Linked DNA regions of Homo sapiens: region 1 is linked to region 2. Evidence: chromatin loops called from intact Hi-C (ENCODE). Cell type or tissue: mammary epithelial cell. All regions are shown on one strand. Each heading gives the region's core, and the rest is flanking DNA. Links, peaks and the distances in the headings are about the cores only. Region 1 has its middle 50 kb from the start of RNF38. Region 2 overlaps RNF38 (ring finger protein 38).

What was found. A loop is a pair of places that touch in the nucleus more often than their neighbours do. Peaks named below come from ENCODE experiments on the same cell type or tissue, not always from the same donor. Only the 100,000 strongest peaks of a DNase experiment are listed, where the experiment ranks them.
Region 1: it touches region 2 in a loop (6-fold over the local background); 2 of 110 quality-filtered maps call a loop at or near these places.

The regions. Positions count from the first base shown.
Region 1 is chr9:36,442,763-36,458,226 of GRCh38, forward strand. It overlaps a transcript of RNF38 not described here. Among named protein-coding and RNA genes, the nearest start is that of RNF38, 50 kb to the left of the region's middle. In mammary epithelial cell, for the core only: a CTCF peak has its summit at 7,575; no DNase peak of the experiment used is centred there.
Region 2 is chr9:36,328,836-36,344,299 of GRCh38, forward strand. RNF38 (ring finger protein 38) reads right to left here. Exons shown (of 12, transcript NM_022781.5): 11 at 13,490-13,589; 12 at 7,565-10,979. The coding sequence ends at 10,917. Among named protein-coding and RNA genes, the nearest start is that of RNF38, 64 kb to the right of the region's middle. In mammary epithelial cell, for the core only: no CTCF peak of the experiment used is centred there; a DNase peak (open chromatin) is centred at 8,376; H3K27ac peaks cover 1,521 bases.

The sequences.
Region 1 (15,464 bases), core at 3,517-11,516, 110 kb after region 2:
GAGAGGCTCAGTCTCAAAAAAATAAGTGTCTGCTGGAATTGAGCAATTCGCTCACCCAATAACAGTAGCAGTTGGAAAACTATAGGCCTACCCACATAGAGATCTGTTTCTGGAAAATTTGCAGCTTCCAAGAATAGGCTACAAGTGGCTGGCTCCTAAGCCCTGCCTAGTTGCTCACCCAAATTCTTCAATGAGATTAGTAAGTCCTCCTCTGGGCGCAAAGAGAAGCCAAGGGAATTACACAGTGATGTCCCTCCACATGGAAATGTGAACCTAGAAGAAAAGAGGTGTCCATCCCCCAATTACGGCTTTGTTTCAAACACAGGCTTATGCCACTTCTATGGATGCCTTAAAACGTTATTTTTAAGTATCATACTGTTTTTAATATGTTTGTTATCTCCACATAGATTAAGCTCCTAGAGAGTGAAATATTAAATGGATTGTCCGCAGGCATAGTGATGGCAAGACCTGGAGTGGGGACAGCAACACTGTGAGCCAGATAATAAAATCTCTGATGAATTGAGGGGTGCAGGATGAGAGAAATGTCTGTGCCTAGAGCTTTAATAGAAGACAGCAAAAAGGGGTTATAGGGAAAAATAGCATAAACCTCAAAGACCGATTTTCACACGAAGATATTAAAGCAATGGCTGAAAGTTGCAAGAGTGAGAAAAATATCAATGCTATATATTTACATTAAAAAGGAAAAACAAAGCAATTCTATCTTTATATTATTTATATGCACAATACAACAACCACTCAGTTGTTGGGACACAGAAGACTCAAATGACAAAATGACAATTAGGAATCACTACAAATAGATAAAGACTTAACTAACATTCAATGCTGGAAAATTATTTCAAGCCATCAAACCATATAGACCAGAAAGCAACAAAAAGAATGTAATTAAAATGCAAAAAAGAAATGAACTTAAACGCTGAAAGGCAGGCATAACCACTGAACTGAAAAAAAATAGGATGGTAAACAGACTCATCCATCTGGTTTCCATGACTAATGGGAACAGAGGTGCTCAGGGAGAGCGAGTGGAGAGAAAACAGGAGGTTACGGATAAGAACATGGTGAATATACACAGAAGATAGGTGTTGCAAATTGAAATGTACAGAGACAAAATTAACTACAGTCAACTTTTGGCTAATGAATGAGTGAAGTCACTCGACAGAACCAAGCAGGCTGGAGCCAGCATGTTCCCCTCCCAGAAGAGCAGCTCTAATGATCACTGCCACAGGAAAATGGACACCGAAGTGAAGCCAGGTCATCTTTTCCCCAAAAAAGCCACACATTCAGATTTTAAATATTTTTATTGTTAGCAACTACAATAATGTTTTCAAAACACTCTGAGGGCCAATAAAACATCTGCAAACAAGATTTGACAGTCAGCTAGCCATTCTTGATTTAGGACATGGACAAAGAAAAAGCCACAAAAGCACCTGAAAAGAAGTAATTTTAAAAAAGGACGGTGAAAGATCAGGATAGAACAGTTCACTGAAACCAAAGGCAAAGGGTTTCAAGAAAAAAAAATGAGGGTTGCAGGTTGGGGGGAAGGGAGAGCATCAGGAAGAATAGCTAATGGATGCTGGGCTTAATACCAAGGTGATAGGTTAATCTGTGCTGCAAACCACCATGTCACACGTTTACCTATGTAACAAACCTGCATTTCCTGCACTTGTACCCTGGAACTTAAAAGCTGAAGAAAAATAAGAGTGATTAACAGGAAGTTCAATTAAAAATCAAGAAAAAGGCCAGGCATGATGGCACATGCCTGTAATCCCAGCACTTTGGGAGGTTGAAACAGGCAGATCATTTGAGGTCAGGAGTTTGAGACCAGCCTGACCAACATACTGAAATCCCATCTCTACCAAAAATACAAAAATTAGCCAGAAGTGGTGGTGCACACCTATAGTCCCAGCTACTTGGGAGGCTGAGGTGGGAAAATCACTTGAATCCAGCAGGCAGAGGTTGCAGTGAGCTGAGATCGCACCACTGCACTCCAACCTGGGAGATAGGAGTGAAAACCCTGTCTCAAAAAAAGATTTGAATAAATAAGGGAATACCACACCCCTCAAATAAAATGCCATTAGTGCTCTTTAGTAACCTGAAAATTTAAAATAGTTTCATACTGCAGCTTTAAGAGCCATTCTCTTTTTTTTTTTTTTTTTTGAGACCTATCAGTGATCGCCAGAGATTTCTGGTTAATCCACTATCCCTCAGACCCAAACAAATCCTGCATAAACTACAAAGGTTCAAATCTCCTGGACTATGCTAGGGGACCCAGAACACCTGGAGCCCCACTGGGGTTCAGCATCCACAAGGGTGACACTTCACCGTCTTTTGCGATGGGACAGTCTGTTGTGACATGATGCTTCCATTCTAGAATGACAGAGAAGGTACGCACTTACAGACAACCTATCAGCAATAAATAGCAAGTACTGGAACCAAAGAACAGAAAAAAATCCAGGTAGAATGAAGTTGATCATGAAATGCTTTCTGGGAAAATTTGAACGTAGCAGAGAAGTTGAACATGGTAAGGATAAAGACAAGAGTCATACAAAGTAGATTTTGTGGCCAGGTGCCCCCAATTTTGAGACATATGATTTCATGTTTTTCTTTTCAATAATGGTTATTTAACTGCATAATTACTTATTTGTTGCATTCTTTTTCATATTAATAATTTTACAACTAAATTCCTTCATCAGACCTTCTACACAATTTGAGTTTGGATAACTGGTCACCATATGTATGAAAGCAATGGAACCCATACGGGTATAGAGATGCTTATGAATAAATTGGAGTTGGGATGAGAGAGAGTGAAACAGTCCATGCTAAGACAGGGGAATCAAACCACAAGCCAGAACCACTGGAGGATGGTGAAGGGTAGAGAGAACTAGCTGGTAAAAGACTCCTCTAAAGTAAGGAGGCATGCAGCTCTCTGAAAAGCCAGCCGACAACTCCTTACTCCAGTTTTTCAATCTACTACTTCAGATTGCCAGCTGATATCAAGGAGTGTCACAAGACACCGTAAGGTGTCACAAAACACCACAGCTTTAACATGTCACCTGAAATGACAGCCTAGGGAAAAATGTATTCAGATTCTTCTCCCTTTCAACTATCAGGCTCAAACGATTCCCCCTGATGTGGAACTTCAGAGCCGTTGCCACACAGTGTAGCACTTAGTCCCTGAGTTGTTTTATTCTCCCACGTGCATTCTGCTTGAATCCAGTCCTTGTCTTCCATCTTTCCCGCCTCTTAAACAAAGTTTTGGCTCTTACACAGGGAAGTCCACCAAGCTTTGTGATGTGCTACAAACTCTCAGGCTGTTCTGTGTGGTCCATGAGCACACCTGAACCTCTGATCATGTCAGGCAGTTTCCCAGTGACTTAGCCCTGCCCAAGCGTTAACTATGCCAGCAGCCTCTGCTAAGAATTCTGGCCCCTCAAGTACAAACTCTGGGAATGTTACACTGATTTGTATCACAAAAAGGGTTAGTTTCTGTTCCTGGAGTTTGAAGGAAACCAGTTAATATGAAGCACTCATATAAACAGCAAGGCTTCTCCCAACAATCTGTAAGAGTTGAGGACAACAGAAATTCAGTACAACAGTTTACATGAAATGCTTTTTTCTCCCCTGTGTTTCCTGCACAAGAAAATTTGGGACAAGGGAATGGTTTGGAAACAACTGTTTCTTTCTTTCTTTTATTAAAGTACAAATTAAATCTGAAAACACTTTATTAAGTTGAAATACACATCGGCCCAGGCGCAGTGGCTCACGCCTGTAATCCCAACACTTTGGGAAGCTGAGGCAGAAGGATCACTTGAGGTCAGGAGTTTGAGACCAGCCTGGGCAACATGGTGAAACCCCGTCTCTACTAAAAACACAGAAAGTTAGCCAGGCATGATGGCCCCCGCCTGTAATCCCAGCTACACGGGACGCTGAGGCAGAAGAATCACTTGAACCCAGGAGGCAGAGGTTGCAGTGAGCCGAGATTGCACCACTGCACTTCAGCCTGGGCGACAGAGTGAGACTCCGCCTCAAGAAAAAAAAAAAAAAAAAAAAAAAAAAAAAGTCAGGCATGGTGGCTCATGCTTGTAATCCCAGCACTTTGGGAGGCTGAGGTGGGCGGATCACTTGAGGTCAGGAGTTCGAGACCAATCTGGCCAATGTGGTGAAACCGTCTCTACCAAAAATACAAAAAAAAAAAACATAGCTGGGTGTGGTGGCGGATGCCTGTATTCCTAGCTACTTGGGAGGCTGAGGCAGGAGAATTGCTTGAACACAGGAGATGGAGGTTGCAGTGAGTTGAGATCGTGTCACTGCACTCCAGCCTGGGCAACAGGGCAAGACTGTCTCCAAAAAAAAAAAAAAAAATTTAAATCTGATTAAGTGCTTGTGATTAAGTGTGGCCAAAAATTTTGAGTAAGGAGTCTCATCACTGTGACCTAATAGCCCAATTTTAGATGACTCCTCCTGTATTTACACAGACCTCTGCATACACCTATCACAATACATCACACTGTTTTGCTTCTCCTTCTAGACCAAAAGTTGCTTGAGAGCAGAAGCCATGACTTACATGAATTGATTAAAAGCCTAGGACAGTGCTGGGCACACAGTAGGTATTAAACAGTCCTGAATGGAAAGCCATGATACGAATTCATTTACCGTAAATTCAGGAGACGAATTTCTAACTAAAATTCTGCTATCTCTAAAGGATTCCAAATCAGCAGTAAATAGCTGCACACCTCAAGCCCTAAATGTGTAGGCATCTGATAATATATAATACTAGTAAGTGGTCAGTAACAACCAACCTGCTAAAACAGGTACTAAGGAAAGGAATAAGCCACCGAAGAAGCCTAATGAAAATATGCATTTTAATATAATCTGAACTCTTCAGCTGTCTTAGGATACTTGGTACAGTATTCAAAATAACAACTGAGTACCTACAGAAATGTAAACATAGGAAGAATGGCCAACTACCATTTGCTTTCTCTCAAACTCAATGACCTTAGGGTCCAGACCAAGAGGAAGCTTGAGATTTTAACACTGGGAAGAATTACTAACTGTATTAATAGGACTAAATGAAAATGCATTCAACTGAACTTCATAATTGGGTTTTGTTTTCACTGTGTGCATTAACTACTCTCATAGGCAACCAAGAGCAGCGGCTTCTACCCCCTAAGTTCTTCTGAACTAGAAGTATAACAGAGGGCAATTCATCACTGTAATATTGAAGCCTACATGCAGCTCTGCAGTGCTGAAAAGAGCCTTTAAAGCTCATCACATCTACAATTTTACACCAAGCACAAAAGGGGAGGTGACTTACCCAAAGGCACACAGAAACTTAATGACAGGGTGAGGGCAGAGTGAGGACAGAACTGGTCTTCTTAAGGCCTGGGCCAGCAATCTACCACCCCAAACCAACCATATCCCTGCAGCCACTATGTTTGTATTCATTGTGATAAACTATATCTAAGTATTAGGCAAGCACAAATGTAAACATAAATGATCAAATATAGCAGAATCTTCTTAACCAGACTTCTCAGAGCTGTATGTTCTAGCTGACTTAATCTTCTGGTTACCAGAGATTGATATTGAAAAACGAACCTCACAATTATCATCAGGAAAAAGAAAACAAGGGAAACAACAAACAACAAATACTAGTCCTGTCCTTAGACACATGCAGAGAGCTGTTTTCTTTTTGGTAAATCTGTGCTATAAAGTAGTGGTGGTATAGTACAAATAGTCCAGCCCTATCAATAACTGACTAGTTGTGTGATATTATTCAAGTCAATCTCTCCGCAACTCAGTATTTACACCTTTAAAATGAAGAGGCAGAACTAGATAATGTAAAGTGCCTTCCAGCTCTGAAATTCAAAGTTCTTCAGAAATTGCCTGCCCCACCCCCAGATAAGTTCTAAATATATTATCTCAGGTTGAAACAGACCCAAATGGGCCGGGCGCGGTGGCTCAGCCTGTAATCTCAGCACTTTGGGAGACAGAGGCGGGCGGACTGCCTGAGGTCAGGAGTTTGAGACCAGTCTGGCCAACATGGTGAAACCCTGTCTCTATTAAAAATACAAAAAAATTAGCTGGGCGCCTGCAATCCCAGCTACTCGGGAGGCTGAGGCAAGGGAATTGCTTGAACCAGCGAGGTGGAGGTTGCAGTGAGCCAAGATTGTGCCACTGCACTCCAGCCTGGGCGACAAAGCGAGACTCCGTCTCAAAAAAATTAAAAAAGAAAGAAAGAAAGAAAGAAATAGACCCAAACTATAAACCAGTTAAAACATACAACTGATACCTAGATCTCCTCTACAAATACTTGTAACTCTTATTAATAATGGCTTTTTGGTAGAATTATTTTTTCTGTATCACCATTTACACAAGAACTACTCAGAGACTTGCCATGGTTTAAAACATTTGGGAGGCTTAGGCAGGAGGATATCAAGGCAAAGTGTTTGAGACCAGCCTGAGTAACACAGCAGGACCTCATTTCTACAAAAAATAAAATAAACAGCCAGGTATGGTAGCACACACCTATAATCCTAGATATTTGGGAGGCTGAGGCAGGAGGATCACTTGAGCCCAGGAGTCTGAGGTTGAAATGAGCAGTGATTGTGCCAGTGCACTCCAGCCTGGGTGACAGAGTGAGACCCTATCTCTCTCTTTTTTTTCCTTTTTTTTTGAGATGGAGCATCACTCTGTCGCCCAGGCTGGAGTGCAGTGGCGCGATCTCGGTTCACTGCAACCTCCGACTCCTGGGTTCAGGCAATTCTCCTGCCTCAGCCTCCCAAGTAGATAGGACTACAGGCGCGTGCCAACACGCCCGGCTAATTTTTTGTATTTTTAATAGAGACGGGGTTTCACCGTGTTAGCCAGGATGGTCTCGATCTCCGAATCTTGTGATCCGCCCACCTCGGCCTCCCAAAGTGCTGGGATTACAGGCATGAGCCACCGCTCCCAGCCTAGACCTTATCTCGTAAACAACAAACACAAAAACATTTGCAGGTCCTACAATTAAGCAGAAGCAGGGGAAGTTGCTCAACTGGATGGAAGAAGCTTTGTGGACTTCTCACTCAGGAGTTCCAATATCATGTTTTATTTTTCATAGTTCTGCTATTTGATATAATTTTGGAAGCTCACTGATTTAAAGGCTGGTCTAGGTCTTTCTCCCCATAAAATACATAGTATTGACAAACATATTCGCTCTGTTCACAGGAACTGCACTATTGAATTCCCTCATGTATTTATATGCGATCATATACTATCATAAGGCTATCCCTTTCTTTTGTATTTTTTATTGTGGTAGAATATACATAAACTTCACCATTTTAACCATTTTTAAGCATAAATTCAGTGGCATGAACCTAACTCTTCGAAACCCAATTATAAAGCTTAGTTGTGCAACCATCATCACTCTATTTCCAAAACTTTTTTGTTGCCCCCAACAAAAACCCTGTACCCAGTAAGCAGTAACTTCCCACTCCCACTTGACTTTTTTTTTATATAATTATATTCTCAAAAGGCTTAATAACTTTTAAACTGTAATATGCTGCCACCAGGTGGCAAGAGAGCAACATGGCTGCCCTAAATTGGGAGGAAAGGCAGGGAACCACTAGTACTTTCTCCCAAGAATTAGAAAAGTTAAAATTTCACTCACCAAAACCACCTAGGTACATAACTATAAATTTCTACATGTTTTAATTTCCCTCTAAAATCTATAATAACTAAACTCATGCAAACTGCAAACAAAGAATTTCAGGGAACAATTTTAAAACCAAATAAAAGCTCAAAATATAGAACTTGGTGAGTATTTCCTAACTTAATCATCACTATACCTATTCAATTCTCAAAATTAACCTAGAGCCAGGCGCAGTGGCTCATGCCTGTAATCCTAGCACTTTGGGAGGCTGAGGTGGGCGAATCACCTGAGGTCAGGAGTTTGAGAACAGCCTGGCCAACATGTTAAAACCCCGTCTCTACTAAAAATACAAAAATGGCCTGGCGTGGTGGTTCATGCCTGTAATCCCAGCTACTTGGGAGGCTGAGGCAGGAGAATCACTTGAACCCAGGAGGTGGAGGTTGCGGTAAGCCGAGATCGTGCCATTGCACTCCAGCCAAGCCCCACAGGTTGAGGCAAAAATCAATCATCACAAAAGTGAGATAACCAGACAATATGAGTCTCCTAATGACAGAACAGAACTCCCTTATGATGTAGTCTTGCATTCCCCAATTCCAAATAAAGTATACTTAAATACGACTGAACCTCTAATTCTAGCAACCAATGCAGTGCAAAGAGAAAACACAGAGGACTGTGTTAATACGCACCTTGGGAATGCAATCAGCAAAGTTCAAACTAAAAAGTTATGGAACAAACAAGCGGCTTTCTTCAACAAATAAACTGCAGTATTTTGGCCGGGCGCAGTGGCTCATGTCTGTAATCCCAGCACTTTGGGAGGCCGAGGCAGGAGGATCACTTGAGGTCAGGAGTTTGAGACCAGCCTGGCCAACATGGTGAAATCCCATCTCTACTAAAAATAGAAAAGATTAGCCAGGTGTGGTGGCACGCATCTATAATCCCAGCTACTCAGGAGGCTGAGACAGGAGAATCGCTTGAAGCCGGGAGGCTGGAGGTCGCAGTGAGCCGAGATGGCACCACTGCACTCCTGCCTGTGCAACAAGAGTGAAACTCCATCTTAAAGAAGAAAAAAAAATTGTAGTAGTTTTTTTTTTTTTTTTTTTTTTTTTTGAGACGGAGTTTCGCTTTTGTTGCTCAGGCTGGAGTGCAATGGTGCAATCTCGGTTCACAGCAACCTCCGCCTCCCAGGTTCAAGCGATTCTCCTGCCTCAGCCTCCCTAATAGCTGGGATTACAGGCATGTGCCACCATGCCCAGCTAATTTTGTATTTTTAGTAGAGACTGGGTTTCTCCATGTTAGTCAGGCTGGTCTTCAACTCCTGACCTCAGGTGATCCGCCCACCTCGGCCTCCCAAAGTGCTGGGATTACAGGCATTAGCCACTGCACCCGGCTTGCAGTATTTTTTTAATGATAAAAGGGAAAGGCAATATATAGTAAAGATTTGAGAAGCACTGTGAATCACTTACAAAGTATTAGTTGATGTGGATCCTAATTCGAGCAAACTTTTTTAAAAAAAAAACTTTTTAAGGCCAGGCGCGGTGGCTCACCCCTGTAATCCCAATACTTTGGGAGGCCAGGGAGGATGGATCACTTGAGCTCAGGAGTTCAAGAATAGCCTGGGCCACATAGTGAGATCCCATCTCTACTAAAAATTTTTTTAAAAAAAATAGACACACACGATGCCGTGTGCCTACAGTTCTAGCTACTCAGGAGGCTGAAGTGGGAGAACCACTTGAGCACCCAAGGAGTTGAAGAGTGCATTGAGCCGTGATCACACCACTGCACTCCAGCCTAGGTAACAGACTGAGCTGATGTCTTTAAAAAAACTTTAAAATGTTCTTAAAGTGGTTTTAGTATATTCACTGGGTTGTTCATCAGTCACCACTAATTCTAGAACATTTTCATCATCCCAAAAAGAAACCCTGTATCCATTAGCAGTCAGCTCTCCCCCATTCTCCCCTCCTCCAGCCCTAGATAATCATTAATTTACTTTCCCAATGAATTTGCCTATTCTAGACATTTTTACATAAATAGACGCATACTACATGTGCTCTTTTGTGTCTGGTTTCTTTCACTTAGCATGTTTTGAATGTTCATCCATGTTGTGGCATGTTAGCAAAATCTTGCTTTTTTTTTTTTTTCTTGAGATGGAGTCTCACTCTGTTGCCCAGGCTGCAGTGCAGTGGCACAATCTCAGCTCGCTGCAACCTCCACCTCCTGGTTCAAGCGACTCTCCTGCCTCAGCCTCCCAAGTAGCTGGGACTATAGGTGTGCGCCACCATGCCCAGCTAATTTTTGTATTTTTGGTAGAGATGGGGTTTTGCCATGTTGGCCAGGCTGGTCTCAAAGTCCTGGCCTCAAGTGATCCGCCTGCCCTGGCCTTCTGAAGTGATGAGATTACAGGCATGAGCCACTGCACCCGGCCAAAACCTTGTTTATTTTTATGAATAATATGCCATTGTATGGGCATACTAATTTTTGTTTATTCATCAGCGGAAGGGCATTTGAATTGTTTCTGTTTTTCAGCTATAATGAATAATGATCAATCCTGTGAACATTTGTATACAGCTTCTGTGTAGACTTACGTTTTCAATTACGTTGGGTATCTAGGAGTGGAACTGCTGGGTCACACAGTAATTCTATATTAAACTTTTTGAGGAACGGCCAAACTGTTTTCTAAAGTGGCTGCACCATTTTACATTCCCACCACCAGTCTGAATGTTCCAATTTCTCCACATCCTTGACAACGTGTTGTTGTCTGTCTTCTATTATTATAGCCATCTTAACAAGTGTGAAGTGGAAATATTATTATTATTATTATTTTGAGACAGAGTCTTGCTCTGTTGCCCTGGCTGGAGTGCACTGGCACAAACACAGCTCACTGCAGCCTCAAAGTCCCAGAACTCAAGCAATCTTGCTGCCTCAGCTTCTCCAGTAGCTGGGACCACAGGTGCATGCCACCATGTTCAGGTAATTTTTTTTTTTTTTTTTTTGAGACGGAGTCTCACTCTGTTACCCAGGCTGGAGTGCAATGGTGCGATCTCAGATCAATGCAACCTCCACCTCCTGGGTTCAAGCAATTCTCCTGCCTCAGCCTCCCAAGTAGCTGGGATTACAGGCGCACGCTGCCACGACTGGCTAATTTTCTATATTTTTAGTAGAGACGGGGTTTCACCATGTTGGCCAAGCTGGTCTTGAACTCTTGACCCCAAGTGATCCACTGCCTTGGCCTCCCAAAGTGCTGGGATTATAGGCATGAGCCACTGCGCCCGCCACTGAGCTAAGTTTTAAAAAATTTTTTGTAAAGATGAGGTCTTGCCATGTTGCACAGGCTGGTCTCGAACTCCTACTTTCAAGCAATCCTCCCGCCTCAGTTATACACAAAATAACTGATGTGAGTCATTGCACACAGCCAGAGAATAATTAGTTTTTAAGTGTGATAATGACATAGTAGTCATGTACACGATTAGAGATTCATACTGAAATATTTATAGATAAATGATATGTTGTTTAGAATCATTCAAAATAACACAAAGTAGGGATGAGGGGAGAAGGTAGAAGTGGAGATGCATAAAATTGCCACTCTAATAATTATTGAACCTTAGTAATGGGTACGCATGGGTTTGTTATACTAGTCTCTCTAAAGCTATGTTTAAGATTTTTCCATAACAAATATTAAAATGTACCTACAATACCACAAATACATAAAATTCTTTCATACTTTTTTTTTTTTTGAGACAGAGTCTCACTCTGTCACCCAGGCTGAAGTGCAGTGGCGCAATCTCGGCTCACTGCAACCTCCACCTGCCAGGTTCAAATGATTCTCCTGCCTCAGCCTCTGTTGTAACTGGGATTACAGGCATCCGCCACCATGCCTGGCTAATTTTGTTTTGTATTTTTAGTAGAGACGTGGTTTTGCCAATGTTGGCCAGGCTGGTCTAGAACTACTGACCTCAAGTAATCCGCCCACCTCGGCCTCCCAAAGTGCTGGGGTTACAGGCATGAACCACCACGCCCAGCCTCTATCATACATTTTTATACCCTAGAAAACAAAATATCATACCTATTACATTATTTCACATCTCAACATTGCACAAATATTATGTTAGGTGTTTCTGAAAACCTGAGAAAAAAATTATGCCTAATAAAAATATCAATTATACATTAATTTACTTTTTTTTTTTTTTTTTTTTGAGACGGAGTCTTACTCTGTCGCCCCGGCTGCAGTGCAGTGGCACAATCTCGGCTCACTGCAACCTCCGCCTCCCAGGTTCAAGTGATTCTCCTGCTTCAGCCTGCTTAGTAGCTGGGATTACAGGTGTTCACTACCAGGACTGGCTAATTTTCTATATTTTTAGTACAGACAGGGTTTCACCATGTTGGCCAGGCTGGTCTTGAACTCCTGACCTTAAATGATCCACCCGCCTCGGTCTCTCAAAGTGCTGGGGTTAAAGGCGTGAGCCACTGCACCCGACCTAATTTTAAATCCTGTAAACAGATTTTCAAGGTTATATATTTATGCTAGTTAACAAAAACTGTGTTGTATCCAACTAAACTTCATTTGCTACAAATGTGAAAAATCAAACTCATCAGTATTCAACTCCCATGCGTATAAAGAAACAAATTCTTAAGAACATAAACTGCAAATGCAATCTCTTTTTTTTTTTTCTGAGACACAGTCTCATTCTGTCGCCATGTGCAGAGTGCGGTGGTGCGATCTTGGCTCACTGCAACCCCCGCCTCCCAGGCTCAAGTGATTCTCATGCCTCAGCCTCCTGAGTAGCTGGGATCACAGGCACGGACCACCATGTCCAGCTAATTTTTCCTGTTTTTAGTAGAGACGGGCATTTCACTGTGTTGGCTAGGCTGGTCTCAAACTCCAGGCCTCCAGTGATCCACCTGCCTCGGCCTCCCAAAGTGCTGGGATTACAGGCATTAGCCACTGTGTCCAGCCTTGTAAATGAAATATTGTACTTTATCTCAGTTGAGAAAGTTTTGTTTCTTTAATAGTAAGCACAACACTAAAAGGAGTCAACTCTCAATTATCTCCAGAAGGAAGCTAAGGAGCAAATAGTTTAAAAGTGCACTCATTTAGCTGGACGCGGTGGCTCACGCCTATAATCCCAGCACTTTGGGAGGCCGAGGCGGGTGGATCATGAGGTCAGGAGTTCAAGACCAGCCTGGCCAAGATGGTGAAACCCCGTCTCTACTAAAAGTACAAAAATTACAGCACATCTATAATCTCAGCTAGTTGGGAGGCTGAGGCAGGAGAATCGCTTGAATCTGGGGGGCAGAGGTTGCAGTGAGCCGAGACAAGACCAGCCTGGCCAAGATGGTGAAACCCCGTCTCTACTAAAAGTACAAAAATTACAGCACGTCTATAATCCCAGCTACTCAGGAGGCTGAAGCAGGAGAATCGCTTGAATCTGGGGGGCGGAGGTTGCAGTGAGCCGAGACCACACCACTGCACTTCACCCTGGGTGACAGAGCAAGACTCCACCTCAAAAAAAAAAAAAAAAAGTGCACTAATTTAACTTAATTCATTTTTTCTTTCACAAACTGCCATTTAACCAAATCACAGAAAAGGTAGCCTTCCCATTTCTTTCTAGCATCAGAGGGAGTAAGAAGTTCCACCTGGATGAATTTTCTTGATAACAATCCAATAAATAATTTTTTTTTTGAGACAGAGTCTCGTCTGCCATCCAGGCAGTGGCGTGATCTCAGCTCACTGCAACCTCCACCTCCTGCCTCAGCAATTCTCCTTCCTCAGCCTTCCTAGTAGCTGAGATTACAGGTGTACACCACCACATCTGGCTAATTTTGTATTTTTAGTAGAAACGGGTTTCACCATGTTGGCCAGGCTGGTCTCGAACTTCTGGCCTCAGGTGATCTGCCCACCTCGGCCTCCCAAAATGCTGGGATTACAGGCGTGAGCCACAGTAGCTGGTCTCAAACAATTTTTATTTCAACCATATTTAACAGAAATTATTCCAAAATATAATATGCATTTCTGTGTGTTATAAGTCACTAAAATGCAAAGTAATTTTAAACTTTTCATGACACATAAACATCGCTAACATCAATTATCAAACTTTTTGATGCTATAGAATCTGGAAAACTAGACATCTGCTTTCATGTATCTCAGGGTCTTGGTTTTTCTCTTCAAGGATCTATCCTAGACTCTGCCTTGCCAGTGAAGGCTGTCTCTCCTGCTGGGCTGAGGGTTTCTCTGGGCCTCTTCCTGCAATTCACCTCTCAACCTACTGGACACTAAATCTAATGAATACTCATTGTTTTTCCATTCCAGGCTAGCTAGCACAAATACCCGTTATCTCCCTGAATCCAGAACTGTTATATTCTGCATTGTGCCAAGCATGAAGACCAACAGATTGGGCCATGTTGATCACTGTGCTAACTTACTTAATGGTAGATATGTTTTAGAATTATAAGATATGAGAACTTTAATAATACAAGTGTAGGAGTTCAACCTCCCTGCTTTATAGATAAGCAAAAAGCCCAGAAGATTAAGTGACTCATCCAAGGTCACTGGGTTTTTTTGTAGCAGAAAAGAACTGCTGGTTTCTAGTCCAGCTGCTTTTTGCACTACTTCATCAACACCCACATCCTACAAGATTATCATGCAATAAAGTATAAACTAATTAAGGAGCTAAATTTTGCCCTAATTCTTTAAATTCATGGATGCTGGTCCTTCCAGAAATAAAACAAAACCTTAAAATCTGATTTCTGCTAGATGAATTTATATTAAAGTAGAACTAGCTTTATCACAGGTACCTGCTTTCTTACCAAACACGAAGGCACTGAATTAATAGGAATCAATCACATTTAAACCAAACATAAGAAACAACTATCTTCAGAAACCCATACTGCATACAGGTAACACTTTGGAGTAAGGCATGCTTTAAACAGACTTCCTCTAACTGAATTTAAACCATTTAATTGGCAATTAATCTATTAATTGTAACTCTTTTCCACTGAGCTATAACAGAAAAACATGCATCTATCCCTCCAACTGAGTTCTGCTTACACCATTAGATTCTGAAAGTCTGCGATGGGCACAGACATTAATATTTACTTAAATAGTTAAAAAGCCTTTGTTGGAAATAACTTTAAAGCCCTTATGTACAAACTTTACGGTTGAAGATAATCTTTAAGGCATAGGTTCTCAAACTGAGATCCACAGGCTTAAGTTTATCAGGGGACTGGGCATGGTGGCTCACGTCTGTAATCCCAGCACTTTTGGAGACTGAGGCAGGTGGATCACTTGAGGTCGGGAGCTCAAGACCAGCCTGGCTAACATGGTGAAACCCCGTCTCTACTAAATAAACAAAAATTAACCAGGCATGGTGGTGGGCACCTGTGAGCTGAGATCACGTCACTGCACTCCAGCCTGGGTGACAGAGGGAGACTCCGTCTCCAAAAAAAAAAAAATTATCAGGGGACTTCAGGAGGTCTACAAACTCCCTAAAACTGTACACAAAATTCAGAATGTATGTGCATTTGTGCATGTGTTAGGTTGAGAAGAGCCCTAGCTTTTATCAGATCCTCAAAAGAGAACCATCATGCCAAAAAGGTTCAGAATCCTGCTTTAAGTAAACAAAGCTTTCAAGCTGTGGAGGTAAGGCAGTCCATTGATGGTTGCAGAACACACAACAAAGGTTGCCTCTCCTCACATACACCAACGCTTTTGGAATGCAGAGCCTCAATATAGTAGTAATGAGAGGTGAAGCCAGCTGGACTTCTGGGTCGGGTGGGGACTTGGAGAACTTTTCTGTCTAGCTAAAGGATTGTAAATGCACCA
Region 2 (15,464 bases), core at 4,218-12,217:
AGGTTGTAAGCTGTAGCGATCCTGGACTATTCTGGCAGGCAGATTTCTAATGTATGCTTTCCACGAATAAAAGCAATATGAAAGCACATTAACTGTTTATAACCGTGTCAGTCCTGACCTGTGCATTAAGAAGCTTGTACTGTATTTGGAACTTGGTTTTGAACAACAGCGCCTCCTGGTGTAAATGTCATGCATAAATACTTTACTAGCATAGTGGCAATATTCTAATAGAAATATTGCTGCTCTGATACTTTTTTACTTAAAAAGCAAGTTAAAAACATGTTTTGGGATGAGGAAAGTGATATGGAGGACTTGTTTAGGTTTTATGTAGTACAGCATTAGGGATATTGATAAAGCTGTCATTTAAGATGATAAAAATTCATCTGCCCTTGCATTGTACAGCTGTACTTCTATAAAGTGTCACAGAGTGGGGTCTACCACTTATTTTTTTAATGAAATTTATAGCCGGGTGCGGTGGCTCATGCCTGTAATCTCAGCACTTTGGGAGTCCGAGGCGGGCAGATCACCTGAGGAATTCGAAACCAGCCTGACCAACCAACATGGAGAAACCCTGTCTCTACTAAAAATACAAAAAAAAATTAGCCGGGCATGGTGGCGCATGCCTGTAGTTCCAGCTACTTGGGAGGCTGAGGCAGGAGAATCACTTGAACCTGGAAGGCGGACACTGCAGTGAGTCGAGATCGCGCCACTGCACTTCAGCCTGGGCAACAAGAGCAAAACTCAAAAAAAAAAGTTTATAAAATGATACAGAAGATTGAACAATGAATTTCTCAAATTGAACCATTTGTGTAACCAAGCACGTAGATCAACAAATAAAAAATGACTGACAGCCCAGATGCCTCCTCATGCCCTGAACTCCTGTAGGTCACGACTGCCTGGCTAGGGTAATCACGGTCACGTCTTCTCACATCACAGATCAATTCTGCTTGTTGATATTTCTATGACTGGAACAATTTGTAAGAATATTCTCACAAGTATATTGAATAAGACACAAGAGTGTGTTCTTTTGGATCTTATTCAATACATTAGCAACATTTACCCATGTTGCTTGGTGTAGTTGGTTTTCTCTTTGCTGTATAAAAACCATTGTAAAGCTCAACCATAATTTATCATCAGTCCTATGGTCGATAAACATTTGGATTGTTTCCAGGGTTGGGCTTTTATAGCCTGCTATGAACATTATTGTACATGCCTTTTGGTGCCCATATGCATGCATTTTATTAGGAATATACCTAGAAGAAGAATGACTGGGTTATAGCGCATGAACTTTAGTAGACAATGCCAACCAGTTGTCTAAATTGGTTGTTCCAATTTATATTACCATCAACAGCAGATGAGAATTTCAGTTTGCTTCACATCCTCACCAACATATGGTATTGTTAATCTTTCTAATTATAGATATTTTCTGGTGGGTATATGTCATCGTACTTTTTAAAAGCAGCTTTATTAAGACACAGTTCAATTATAGATAATTGCACCATACAATTGATCCACTTACTGTGTACAATTCAGTGGCTTCCAGTATACTTGGAGTTGTCATCCATCACCATAATCAATTTTAGAACATTTTCATTACCCCCCAAATAAACTTTATAGCCTTTCATTATCACCCTCAACTCCACCATCCCCTCAGCTCTAGTCTACCACTGATCTATTAATACTTTCTCTGTAGAGTTGCCAATTCTTAACATTTCATATAAACAGAATCATACAGGCCAGGCACGGTGGCTCACGCCTGTAATCCCAGCACTTTGGGAGGCCGAGGCTAGCAGATCACAAGGTCAGGAGATCGAGACCATCCTGGCTAACACGGTGAAACCCTGTCTCTACTAAAAATACAAAAAATTAGCTGGGTGTGGTGGCGACGCCTGTAATCCCAGCTACTAGGGAGGCTGAGGCAGGAGAGTGGCGTGAACCCGGGAGGCGGAGCTTGCAGTGAGCAGAGATCGCGCCACTGCACTCCAGCCTGGGCGACAGAGCGAGACTCTGTCTCAAAAAATAATAAAATAAAAATAAACAGAATCATACAATAAGTGGCCTTTTGTGTCTGGCTGCTTTCACTTAGCATGTCTTCAAGGTTCACTAGATTTTGATTCTCCATGTGGGACACAGGTTGTAGGCTTCCTATTCCCTTTAAGCTCATCTATCTGATGATACATTTCATAGTGAATTTATCTTCATGGACCTACCAGGAAGCAGTGCTACTCTAAATCAATCTGTGAGAGCATGACTGAGGTTTATCTTTGACTGCAGGAATGAGTGAGCTTTGTTAACATTTTCTAGGCCAAATTATTTTGGCCATCCTTTATGATGAGACATTCTGAAGTCTCAAGTTCATTTGTTGGAACAGATCCAAATGATTTATTGAGTTGAAACAAATCTGGCTATTTTTTGAGAGGGGTTTTCGCTCTTGTTGCCCAGGCTGGAGTGCAATGGCACAATCTTGGTCATCACAACCTCCACCTCCCGGGCTCAAGTGATTCTCCTACCTCAGCCTCCCGAGTAGCTGGGATTACAGGCATGTGCCACGATGCCTGACTAATTTTGTATTTTTAGTAGAGATGGGATTTCTCCATGTTGGTCAGGCTGGTCTCAAACTCCCAACCTCAGGTGATCTGCTTGCCTCGGCCTCCCAAAATGCTGGGATTTCAGGGATGAGCCACCGTACCCGGCCTGAATTGGGCTTTTCTTTCAAGTATCCCTACAGCCGATCTTATTGCTGACATCTATGTAGAGGCATGGGAACTTCCACCCAGCTGAAGAAGATACACACGTGGGAGGTGGCCATGTGAAGACAGAAGCAGAGATTGGAGTTATGTCTACAAGCCAAGATAAGCCAAGGGTTGCTAGCAGCCATCAGAAACTAGGAAAGGCATGGAATGAATTCTCCCCCAGAGCCATCACAGAAAACCAACTCTGCCAACATCTTGACTTTTAACTTGTGGCCTCAACTATGAGAGAATAACTTTGCTTTAAGCCATCACATTTGTGGTAACTTGTTATGGCAGCACTAAGAAATGAATACACTAAAGACCTGATTTCAAAGCTGCCTGGCATAAGCTGGTGCTCAATAAAAGCTCGCGGAGCTGAGTTAGGTTGTGAATATTCCTTAGCAAGGACCTGGACCTCTCTTTGTGTGTGTTGAACAAGAATAACTGAACGTGAGCTCTTTTTCCTGATTTGTTTCCCTAACTAAAATTTAGTAGCTTGGATCAGAGAGATGGTCCCAGTTTCCTGTAGATCTTCTGGAATTAGAGTAAATGTGACCTATTTTCCTCTTTAATGGCATCAAGGCTGGGGCATTCTGAGTGTGAATCACCATGGATAGTGACACATTTTTTATTGGCAAGGGGACCGGCCTTATTTTGGTAGATGAGTTGTTATTTTCCTCTGATTCAGCTTAAGTTTAGTACTGATGTCCAAAAGCAGAAAAGGAGAAAAAGAGCCAATTAGGATGTCTGGATACCATACTGCTTACACTGACTACAGAAATGTCTATCATACTAGGGTTAAGTTTGAACTATCAGAAATCTGCCTCAGCACACATTTGGAGAATTTTTTTTTTTTTAAAGACAGGGCCTCACTCTGTCATCCAGGCTGGAGTGCAGTGGCATGATCAGAGCTCACTGCAGCCTCCACCTCCTGGGCTCAGGCAATTCTCCTGCCTCAGCCTCCCTAGTAGCCTGGACTACAGATGTGCACCATCACGTCCGGCTTTTTTTTTTTTTTTGGTATTTTTTGTAGAGATGAGGTTTCGCCATGTTGACCAGCCTGGTCTCAAACTCCTGAGCTCAAGCCATCAGCCAGACTCAGCCTCTCAAAGTGCTGAGATTACAGGTGTGAGCCACCACACCCAACTGGAGAACTCTTCACCAGAAGATATACAATAACCACCTTATTTAGCCAGACTAGTGGGTCCTGGCAGACTCCTAGGTGTGGACCATTGGTTATTAACCAGTCACCATGTATTGTTCCCATGTGTAGACCAAGAACTAGACATTTGAAGGGGATGTGGATTTCTTCTTCCTGAACAAGTCACTTCTTCTATATAGTGGGAAAACATCCAAACTAATTCTACCACATATTTTCAGATTATAAGGTGACATTCAATATTCCTGGCTGTCACTATGTTTTTCCCTTGTTCCTTTTCCTATATTTCCTGCCAAATTAGGAGACAGAGATACATGAAAAGGTCAAGAGTATGTGTGCTGTAGAGTATCTCAAGAGGAATCCACCCCATCTCAAAGTGGGGCTCAAGTTTCCTACCCCCAATTCTTTGGAATGCTGAATTTTATGAGGATCAAATTATTTTTTTTTTTGAGACGGAGTCTCACTCTGTTGCCCAGACTGGAGTGCAGTGACATGATCTTGGCTCACTGCAACCTCTGCCTCCTGGGTTCAAGTGATTCTCCTGCCTCAGCCTCCCGAGTAGCTGGGATTACAGTAGGCATCTGCTACCTCGCCCGGCTTTTTCTTTTTTTTGAGATGGAGTCTCGCTGGGTCACCAGGCTGGAGTGCAGTGGTGCGATCTCAGCTCACTGCAACCTCTACCTCCTGGGTTCAAATGATTCTCCTGCCTCAGCCTCCCAAGTAGCTGGGACTACAGACATGCGCCACCACACCCAGCAAATTTTTATATTTTTAGTAGAGACAGGGTTTCACCATGTTTGCCAGGATGGTCTCGATCTCTTGACCGCATGATCCGCCTGCCTTGGCCTCCCAAAGTGTTGGGATTACAGGCGTGAGCCACCATGCCCAGCCCTTTTTTTTTTTTTTTGTATGTTTAGTAGAGATGGGGTTTCACCATGTTGGCTAGGCTGGTCTTGAACTCCTGGCCTCAAGTGATCCACCCACCTTGGCCTCCAAAGTACTGGGATTACAGACGGGAGCCACTGTGCCTGGCCCAATTATTTTAAATAGCTGTGAATTCAAGCAAATATATCTGAAGATTTACTGACAAACAAGGAGCTTTGTTCTTGAATCTATGGCAGCTTCAGAGAAATTAAGACTGCTTTAAAAATGAGTATTTTCTAATGTATTGTAGCAACAAAAGTTACATTCAACTATATATAGAATAAAATGTTTTAAAATCATACTGTAGTTTGTTAAGGCATACAATAATAGAAAGTCATCTTGGGATCTCACGAGTAACGTTCAACTCTTTAGAAACCAGGTTAACTCTGCATAGTTCTGGTCTAGACCTGTGCCATCTAACTTGGCCACTATGCACGTGTGGCTACTGAGCATTTGAAATGTGGCTGGTCCAAACTGAGATGCATCATCAATGTAACATACACACTGGATTTCAAAGACTTGGTATGAGAAAATATAAAGTATCTTAATATTACAGTAGAAATATTTTGGCATATTGGACTGAATATTAAAAATAATTTCAACTGTTTTTAATGTGGCTCACAAAATTTAAAATCATGTGGCTAATTACACTTTATTGAACGGCCTTGTTCATCCAGTTCATTAAAGTGTACAAGAGAGCTGAAACATTGGCTGTGTGATGTGATCCCATTCATAAGAATCTCATCCTCCCGGCCAGGCGCAGTGGCTCATGCCTGTAACCCCAGCACTTTGGGAGGCTGAGGCGGGTGAATCACCTGAGGTCAGGAGTTTGAGACCAGCCTGGCCAACATGGCAAAACCCCGTCTTTACTAAAAATACAAAAATTAGATGGGTGTTGTGGCACATACTTTGAATCCCAGCTACTCGGGAGGCTGAAGCAGGAGAATCACTTGAACCCAGGAGACAGAGGTTGCCGTGAGCCGAGATCACGTCACTGCACTCCAGCCTGGGGGACAGAGCAGGGGAAAAAAACAAAACAAAACAAAAAACACAACTCTTTTCTAGGGAGTGACTCAGGCCGCCACTACCCAAGCAGACGAAGAGAGCTGGCTTTTATATATGCTTCTGCATGGAAAGGCCACATAGCCTATGCTTACAGGCCCTTGGCCAGAACCATGCCCCTCCATGACTTATGTAAGTAGGGTGACTTGGGATAGTGCATGGGTACTTAGCAGTAAATGCCTCTGTCATAAGACATGGTGTTAAGTTTTGGGTTTCTTGAAACATTCAAAGTTAAACACAAGTACTCTTCTACGTATGTTGGAAAAAGGAGGGAATAAAATCAGGATGTGGTCACTTCTGTCAGAGGAGTACTGGAGCCAGTCAAGAGGGTAAAATCTTAATTAACAAAGCCTATGTAGATTGTTTATATTTCCTTCCTTTTTTAGTCAAAGGAAAACTATTATACAAACATATATGGAAAATGACAAGCAGAGGCTCCTCCTTCCATATTATGTTGACAGTAAGTTGTATATAAACTGTAGCTAATGTGGACAAATCTAAATAGTTGTCTATTGCAGTCTTGTAGAAAGAACTCTAGTTGAATTCTAGTTACCTACGTTATCTTTTTTTTTTTTTTACCGCCTTCCCAAGATGGAGTCTTGCTGTCACCCAGGCTGGAGTGCAGTGGCACGATCTTGGCTCACCGCAACCTACGCCTCCCTGGTTCAAGTGATTCTCCCGCCTCAGCCTCCCAAGTAGCTGGGATTACAGACATGTGCCACCATGCCTGGCTAATTTTTGTATTTTTAGTGAGACAGGGTTTCACCAGGTTGGCCAGGCTGGTCTTGAACTCCTGACCTCATGATCCGCCCAACTCAGCCTCCCAAAGTGCCAGGACTACAGGTGTGAGCCACCACACCCAGCCTTTTATTTTTTATTTTTCCTGAAGAGACAGGGTCTTCTTGCTATTGCCCAGGCTGGAGTGCAGTGGCACAAATATAGCTCACTGTAACCTCAAATTCCTGGGCTCAAGTGATCCTCCAACCTCAGACTTCTAAGTAGCTAGGACTATAGGTGTGCGCCACCAGGCCCAGCTAATTTTTAAAACATTTTTGTAGAGATGGGGGTCTCACTATGTTGCCAGGCTCTACTTATGTATCTCTACTGTTCAATATGCATATACCATGTTTGGCTATACTCTTTCTGCTATGTTCTTGGCCTTTATAAAAATATAAATATGGCCGGGCGCGGTGGCTCACGCCTATAATCCCAGCACTTTGGGAGGCTGAGGTGGGTGGATCACGAGGTCAGGAGTTCAAGACCAGCCTGGCCAAAATGGTGAAACCCTGTCTCTACTAAAAATACAAAAATTAGCCAGGCACAGTGGCGGGATCCCAGCTACTTGGGAGACTGAGGCAGGAGAATCGCTTGAACCAGGGCTGCAGAGGTTACAGTGAGCTGAGATTGAGCACCCCAGCATGGGTGACAGAGTGAGATTCTGTCTCAAAAAAAAAAAAAAAAAAAAATATATATATATATATATATATAAAATATATAAATATGTACCATATGTTACAACGCTAGTTACTTTTGCATTTCTAAGTTGTTTACACAAATGCAGAAATACAGAATCTGGCAGCCAGTAATTCAACCCAGCTCTATCTTCCTGCTGCTATCTATCTCTCCATCCCCATGCATATACAACCCTTCCCCATCCCTAACACAGTGACATGAAACACAACAGATGTTTTAAGTGTACATCATACATTTATTACCAACAACCCTCTCAACTCCAAAATTGGGCACAGGGATTAAAAATAAAAATTCATTGCACTACTTAGTAAAGCATTACTAGTAACTTTCATAAAAAATGTACAAACTTTGTTAAAAATTTATCAAGCCTTCAAATGATTTGGTTACAGATATTTATAATACATACATTTAAAACTATATGTTAACTGATACAATGGAATATGATTTGAGAAAATGACTCAGCAAATGATTCCAAAAAACACCCCTGTGAGCTTTCACAATCTGAAACGGCAAAATGAGGTAACCAAATGTACCAACAGGGGGACAAACAAACAGCTTTCTAATGAAAAGGCCCAAAGATAATCTGTGAAAAATATTCTCACAAGTGAGTCGGTAGATCTCATTCAAAATTATTCTAAGAGGCCCAAATTTAAGAATCTTAACAAATCACATTTCAGATAGTATATAAAATCTAAATATGCTTTCACATTTTCCAGATTTTGCTCAAAAAATTAAGGACAGAAAATCCTAATATGAGATCTTGATACCTGGAGGCCTTATTTTTTTGAGGGGCTGGGGGTTAAAAAAACACCAAAGATGACAATTCATGCCAAAAAACAAACAAGAACCCACAAAAAACCCACAGCTGAGTTAAGATGGTAAAGCCAATATTATTTTAGGAGGAAAGAGGACGAAGGCCAATGAACCAACATCTGCCTGCTATCTGGTGCATCACCCAAGGTGACCAATGGCTGGGCACAAATAAACTTCTCTTTTGCTAGCCACAGAGTTGCTCACTGTGGCAAGCCTGAGCTGGTCAGAACACCTGTGTGTGTGTTCCTGATACACACTAACCACAATAAGCAAGTCTGCACACATCTCTATGAGCCCCATGCAAAGACAAGACATTCCCAAAGATCAGTCACTAGAGTGCAACAACGAAATTCAAGATTTGACCAAAACAGACCCTGCTGCCTCCTAAATTGCCAATTGCCTCTCAAAAACTTACAGAAAAAGGGACATTATAAGAATTCATAGAGGGAGAGAAGAAAAAGCTGCTACTCCTAGTCATTAGTACAATGTGCTGTGTTAATTAGATACCTCTATATAAATTAGAAAAAGTGCTTTACTTGCATGCTTCAATAAAATGAATACTGAGTGTCGTAGTGTTAGATCTGTACAGATATAAATTTTTTGCAGCTATATAAAAGTGTATAAGATGGGCTTTTGCCATTTTAAACATGATTTTTTTTCATTAAAAAAGATTAAACTATATGTGATTTGTATGTAGCTGATTATTATGCCAAGAATTTTGGTCTTTAACACACTTTTTATTCATCAGGAACAGGTGAGGGATATCCTAATGATTTAAAAGTAACATGTGCATTAACCATGTGCATTTTTACCACTATTTAGAAGTATTTCTGATGCACTGACAACCCTAGGGGCAAACACAGTATGCAAAACCCTACTTGTAGGACTAGATAGAGGCAACAATGTCTCGCAAAGGGCAAAATTGTGCTTCTGTGAATTGACTTTACTTAACTCTAGGCTGTGATGAGCTTATAGACACTTCAAGGGAGGGCAAGCAGCATGGCAGTAACAAGTAGTTAACACTGAATGGAAAACTGACACAGAGCCAACTGAAAGTTGAGTGGGGCTGGCAGCAAGTTATCACAGTCCTGACTGGAATAATGCAGCTTGTGCTATTGCAAACAAAGCAATTACATCAACTGCAGGAAGAGGCAGACAATGTTGAATACACTAAAAGAATGAGAAAGTAATTTAAACATTGCTGGAAAAATGACTTTAAAGTGAATTATGCTCAAAGAACTTACTAAAAAAAACCCCATACAGCTATGTATTACATCAACTAAATGAAGGTCAACTCCTGTTTAACAGCATTATTTTTTTATACAAAAACCAAATCTTCATTTATACTGCAAGTATTCTGGACACCTGTTGTATTAAACTTTTCTCATTCAAACAAAAATTAAAAGGAAAGGCAGTAAAATATCAAAACAAATCAGGTCTAAGGAACATGAGCTGTAACAGCACTTGATCCATCCTGAAACCAGGGTTTCGATGAGAAGCACGTGTGATGAAGGAAGAACTAGACAACTTTCAGAATTGGAGTCTGGCAAGTGAATTAATATGAACAGAAATAGAGTTTTCTTAAAACAATTGAGTTGCCCACAGGAGCTTGAACACAGAACACATATGAGAAGTCAAGCTGAATTAACAGGTTTTGTTCTGGTGGAAGTCAACAAGGTGAGACTTCATGGGACTAGTGGTCTTCTTAGAAATATATTAATCAAATATCTTCAGAATAGACTAGACTACAAATCTAAACATTAAAAAAAATCACAGGTACTTTCTGTAAGAAACTTACTGGAAATGTAAAGGAAAAAAAAGTATCAACATTCAAATCACTGATTGAAATGCTAATATTGCTAACTGATGATATATGATATTGCACCTTCTTTTTGGAAACAGCAAGTTGGAGATTTAAAAATTTCCACAACAGAATAAAAAAAAACCAGGTTCATGGAGCGAGAATTTGTTACACTTTTTTTTCTTAAGTGACCCACTTAGGACCACCAATAAAGAGAAGGTGACAGCTGCCTGAAGCAAAGGAAGAAGGCTTTTCTCATTCCATTCACTGGGAGGGAAGGGGATGGAGTATTCAATGCTTGTAATTGATGCACCCTCAGCAATCAGTGTGCAACAGCAAACACAAGGGAAAAAAACCAGTGTACAGTACTAGTGCTGTTTAAATAACACACCAGATTATACATTGCAGCATAATTAAAACTACACACACATTCTTGGTACATGCTGGTATATAGGATCTCATACACACGTTAGCTACCATGCCCTCACACAAGTAGTTGCACACACTCACACAGATACACTTATCACCAACAGTCATACGCTGCGCATTCATTTCCACTCACAGTTTCTGAAGGCTCTATATAAGGTAGATTGCTATATCATCTGTAGCTACCACTTTTTATAAAAGCACATGCTAAAAGATCACGTCCACTGTAATCTTGCAGCAACACTCGGAATGATCACACAAAAACCAGGGAATGTTAGTGCACACACAAAATTAAGCTAAAGAAAAAGTCTTTGGAGTTCCAATCACACGGTTAGTATAACAATCCCATAACTGTGAAGACTAATTGTAAGCTTTTATAGTTGATTAAGTCACACAGTGCAAAGAAAGGTCCATTGACCCTTTTGGTAAAGGGAGGGCTGGAAGCCACACAGATTAAGTTCAATGGATAGTCCGTATATACATGTGATGAGGAACACCCAAACTAAATTTGTGCTTCTTAGGTTGGTCATTCTGAATCCCGATGCACTTCTGAAGCATCAGCTCGGCAAATTGGGCAAGTACGATTTGCCTACAAAACAAAAAGGAAAACTTGTTTAAATTGTGACACATACAATGAAACACATTCAAAGCAATGGAACTACTTTTACTTCCCACAGTTTTTACATTCTTTCTTCCTCTGAAGAGGTACAAAGCAATTTTTGCCTTTTTTTAACCCATAAACCTCCGAATTAGCCCAGGAATTTTTTTTTTGAGATGGAGTTTCGCTCTTGTTGCCCAGGCTGGAGTGCAATGGCACGATCTCAACTCACTGCAACCACTGCCTCCTGGGTTCAAGCGATTCTCCCGTCTCAGCCTCCCGAGCAGCTGAGATTACAGGTGCCCACCACCATGCCTGGCTAATTTTTGTATTTTAGTAGAGACGGGGTTTCACCATGTTGGTCAGGCTGGTCTCAAACTCCTGACCTCGGGTGATCCACCCACCATGGCCTCCCAAGGTGCTGGGATTACAGGCGTGAGCCACTGCGCCTGGCCGCCATGAATGATTTTTAGTAGGTCTGTTAAAATATATAAACAAGATTACCATTGACCAGTTTGGACCAAGTTAACAACTGACATTAAAGTAAAAGCTTGGTTAGTCTTTTTTTCCCCCGTTTTTTGAGACAGGGTTAAACCCTGTTGCCCACAGGAGCACAGTGGCATGACTACAGCTCACTACAGACTTGAACTCCTGGGCCTAAGTGATCCTCCTGCTTCAGCTTCCTGAAAACCTAGGATTAACAGGTGTGTGCCACCACACCCAACCAATTTAAAAGACGGGTTTCACTAAGTTGCCCAGGCTGGTCTCAAACTCCAGGCCTCAAATGATCCTCCTGCCTTTGCCTCCCAAAATGTTGGGATTACATGCCTGAGTCACCATTCCTGGCCCCTTGGCTATTCTTAATGGAATGAAGTCACAGAAAACATTTAGTGGTACCGAGGAAAGCTTGATTGTAAAATAGGTGACTGACTCTATACTGATAGCTCTACTTACTCACCTGTTCCCTGGCTCCTAAATTTGCTTTCTCCATTTCAACAAATGGGACCATAATTTGTGGAGTTGCTAATGCCAGACACATAAGCATCACCTGCTCTCCTACTTCCTACAACCCCATTATTCAGCACATAATCTTATTTCTGCATTACAGTAATTCTCAAATCAGTCCCTCTTTTCATCTAGTTGCTACTATCCATTCTCTGGCCCACCATGTCTTTATTCTATCTCCCTGTCTCTCAGAAATTACCTCTTTTATTAGAACAGTGGCCAGAAATCCTTCTATAAAACAGTCTGTTATATACTTCCCAAATGCTTTCAGGATCACACTAAACTCCTTTACGCTTCAGAGTGGCTTCACAACAAGCCGCTCATTGATTTTATCTCTGAACACCTTTTCTTTTCCCACTCTTCCTCACATTCCAACTATCAGCCACACGGAACTTGTGGTTTTCTGATTCTCTGTCCGCACGTGTCAGGGATTTACACATATAATGCTTTCCTTTTAAAATAATTTAAGACTCTTTGTCTTCAGGATTGAGTTTGGGCTAAACTAGATCTCTGGAACTGTGCTCCCTCAGAACTGACTTTATCTTCCTCACCAAATAGTAAGGTTATCTAGTTTTATCCAAACCGGAACACTTAATTTAAAAAATAACATAAATTTGACTATATTTTTTTTATATAGTCATGGAGCCACTGCACCCAGCCTATTAAAATTCTTTTACTGTATCACATTTTACTGTATCACAATTTGAGACTATGAAACTATGAAGAGTAAAAAAGCAGCTTTTGTAAACTTTTTTTTTTAAACATTAAATAGCCAGGTGCAGTATATAATCCCAACACTTTGGGAGGCTGAGGTGGGAGGATTGCTTGGGCCCAAGAGTTCCAGACCAGTCTGGGCAACATAGTGACACCCAGTCTCGCTTGAGCCTGGGATGTCAAGGCTACATTGAGCCATGACTGTACCGCTGCACTCCAGACTGGGTGACACACTGAGACCCTGTTTCAAAATATATATATATATATATATATATATATATATATATATATATATATATATATATATATATATATATATATATAAAGAAGCCCCTGCAATAATTTCACTCTGGCATAGCCACTCTTAGGATTTGTGTCCTTTGTGCTTTTGTTCATATATACAAAGGAGAAAATGGTCAGAATTAAATAAAAACACTAGATGTATTTTTCTCCATGCTAACCTCTGAAAATAGAGCTATAATTAGGTAGCCTTCTAAACTCTCAAACTGTGGCCTAGCAAGTTCGGGCCTTGTCCCTATATACCATGAAAAAGGACATACTGATTGTCAAGAGGTCATCCATTTTGGATTTTGTATAGTCACTCCTATGTTGTTGACTGCAGTTAATTTTTACTGGCCTTTTCTCATTTGCAGAGATCATACTGAAAGCTGTGTTTCCATTTTGTCTTCCTTCCTGTCCACTGAGCTATGAACTTACTCTAATCCATGGTCAATAAAATAGAAAATTCAATGTCATTTCCTTTAAAGATGTCATCACTTTACCTTAAGCCATTTGTCAACACACTTGGCATGGAACTCGTGGTTACAGGGTAAGACTCTAAGTAGCTGCCTTGACTCAAAATCACACATGCATACTACACACCTAAAAAAAGCAAAAAGATCATTTAACCACAAAACCAGATGGTTTTCTATTGTTATGACTACTGAAACCTACAAGATAATTTATTCTGTTATCAAAACGTCACTTAAATTTTTAAACAAAATTATCAACCAATACCCTGAAAAAATTGTGATGTTAAGGCAGTAAGAGTTTTGCTTTGCTGACAGATTAGCAAGAAAATTTCTAGTTAACATCAAGTCAATCTTAATACCAAAGATTCTATACTATTTAAAAAAAAATGGTATTAGAACTGGATGTCCACATACAAAAGAATAAAGGTGGACCCCTACCTCATACCATATATAAAAACTGACTCAAATGGATCAAAAGCTTAAGTGTTAAGAGCTGATCTATTAACCTCTTAGAAGAAAACACAGTAAATTTTCATGACCTTGGATTAGACAATGGTTTCTTGGAGATGACATTAAAAGCACAAGAATTAACAAGAAAAAAAGAAATGCAGTTGTTCTTCAGTATTTGAGGGGGATTGATTTCTAGGACCTGCAATGGATACTAAAATCTGCAGATGTTCAAATCCTTTATATACAATGGTATAGTATTTGTGACCTATGCACACCCTCCCATATGCTTTAAAATCATCACTATAATACTTAATACAATGTAAGTGCTATGTAAATAGTTGTTATACTGTATTGTTCTTTATTTGTACTATGTATTGCTCTATTGTTATTTTCTATTTTTATTTTTTCCTGAATATTTTCAATCTTTGGTTGGTTGAATACAGAGGGCTTAGTGTAGGCTGAAATAAACCAAAATCAAAATTTAAACATTTTGTGCTTCAAAGGACATCACTGAAAAACTCAACAATCCACAGAATGGCAAAACATTTTTTTTACACTTTTTATTATTCTATTCCTCAGAGATCCCTGTTCTGAGAGAAGACATTTTTGAAGATAATTTATCTGGTGAGATCTATAATATGTATAAAACCTCTACAACTCAATAATACAAAGACAAACCAATTTATGGAAAATGAAGCAAGGATCAGAATAGACATTTCTGGAAAGAAGGTACACAAATGGCTAGTAGCACATGAAAACACACTCAAGATCATTAGCCATCAGGGAAATGCAAATCAAATCTGCAGGAAATACCACTTCACAATCACTAGACTGGCTATAATAAAAAAAAATAGACAATATAGAGTGATTCAAAGCCATTATTTAGCTTTGGCATTATTCAATCCCAAAGTGGAAACCCAAATGTCCATCCATCGACGAAAAAAAAATATGATCTATACAATGGAATATTATTTGGCCATAAAAAGAAATGACTTACCAGTAAAAGCTACAATATAGAAAAAGTTATGCTAAGTGAAAGATGCTAGACACAAAAAGACCCTATATTGTATGACCCCATTTATGTGTAATCTATATAGACACAGTGTAGACTGGGGATGGGGAGGAGGCACCAAGGTGAGGTAGAAATATGACGAGTGTTGCCAGTGGGTGAGGGGTTTTGTTTTAGGGTGATGCAATGGGTCTAAATTTGATTGTGGTGATAGTTACACAGCTCTATGAATATACAAAAAACCACTGAATTGTACTTTTTAAATTATTATTATTTTTGAGATGGAGTCTTGCTCTGTCACCCAGGCTGGAGTGCAGTGGTGTGATCTCGGCTCACTGCAACCTCCACCTCCTGGGCTCAAGCAATTCTCCCTGCCTCAGCCTTTCGAGTAGCTGGGATTACAGGTGCCTGCCACCATGTCCAGCTAATTTTTGTATTTTTAGTAGAGACAGGGTTTTGCCATGTTGGCCAGGCTGGTCTCAAGCTCCTGACCATAGGTGATCCACTCGCCTCAGCCTCCCAGAGTGCTGGGATTACATGTGTGAG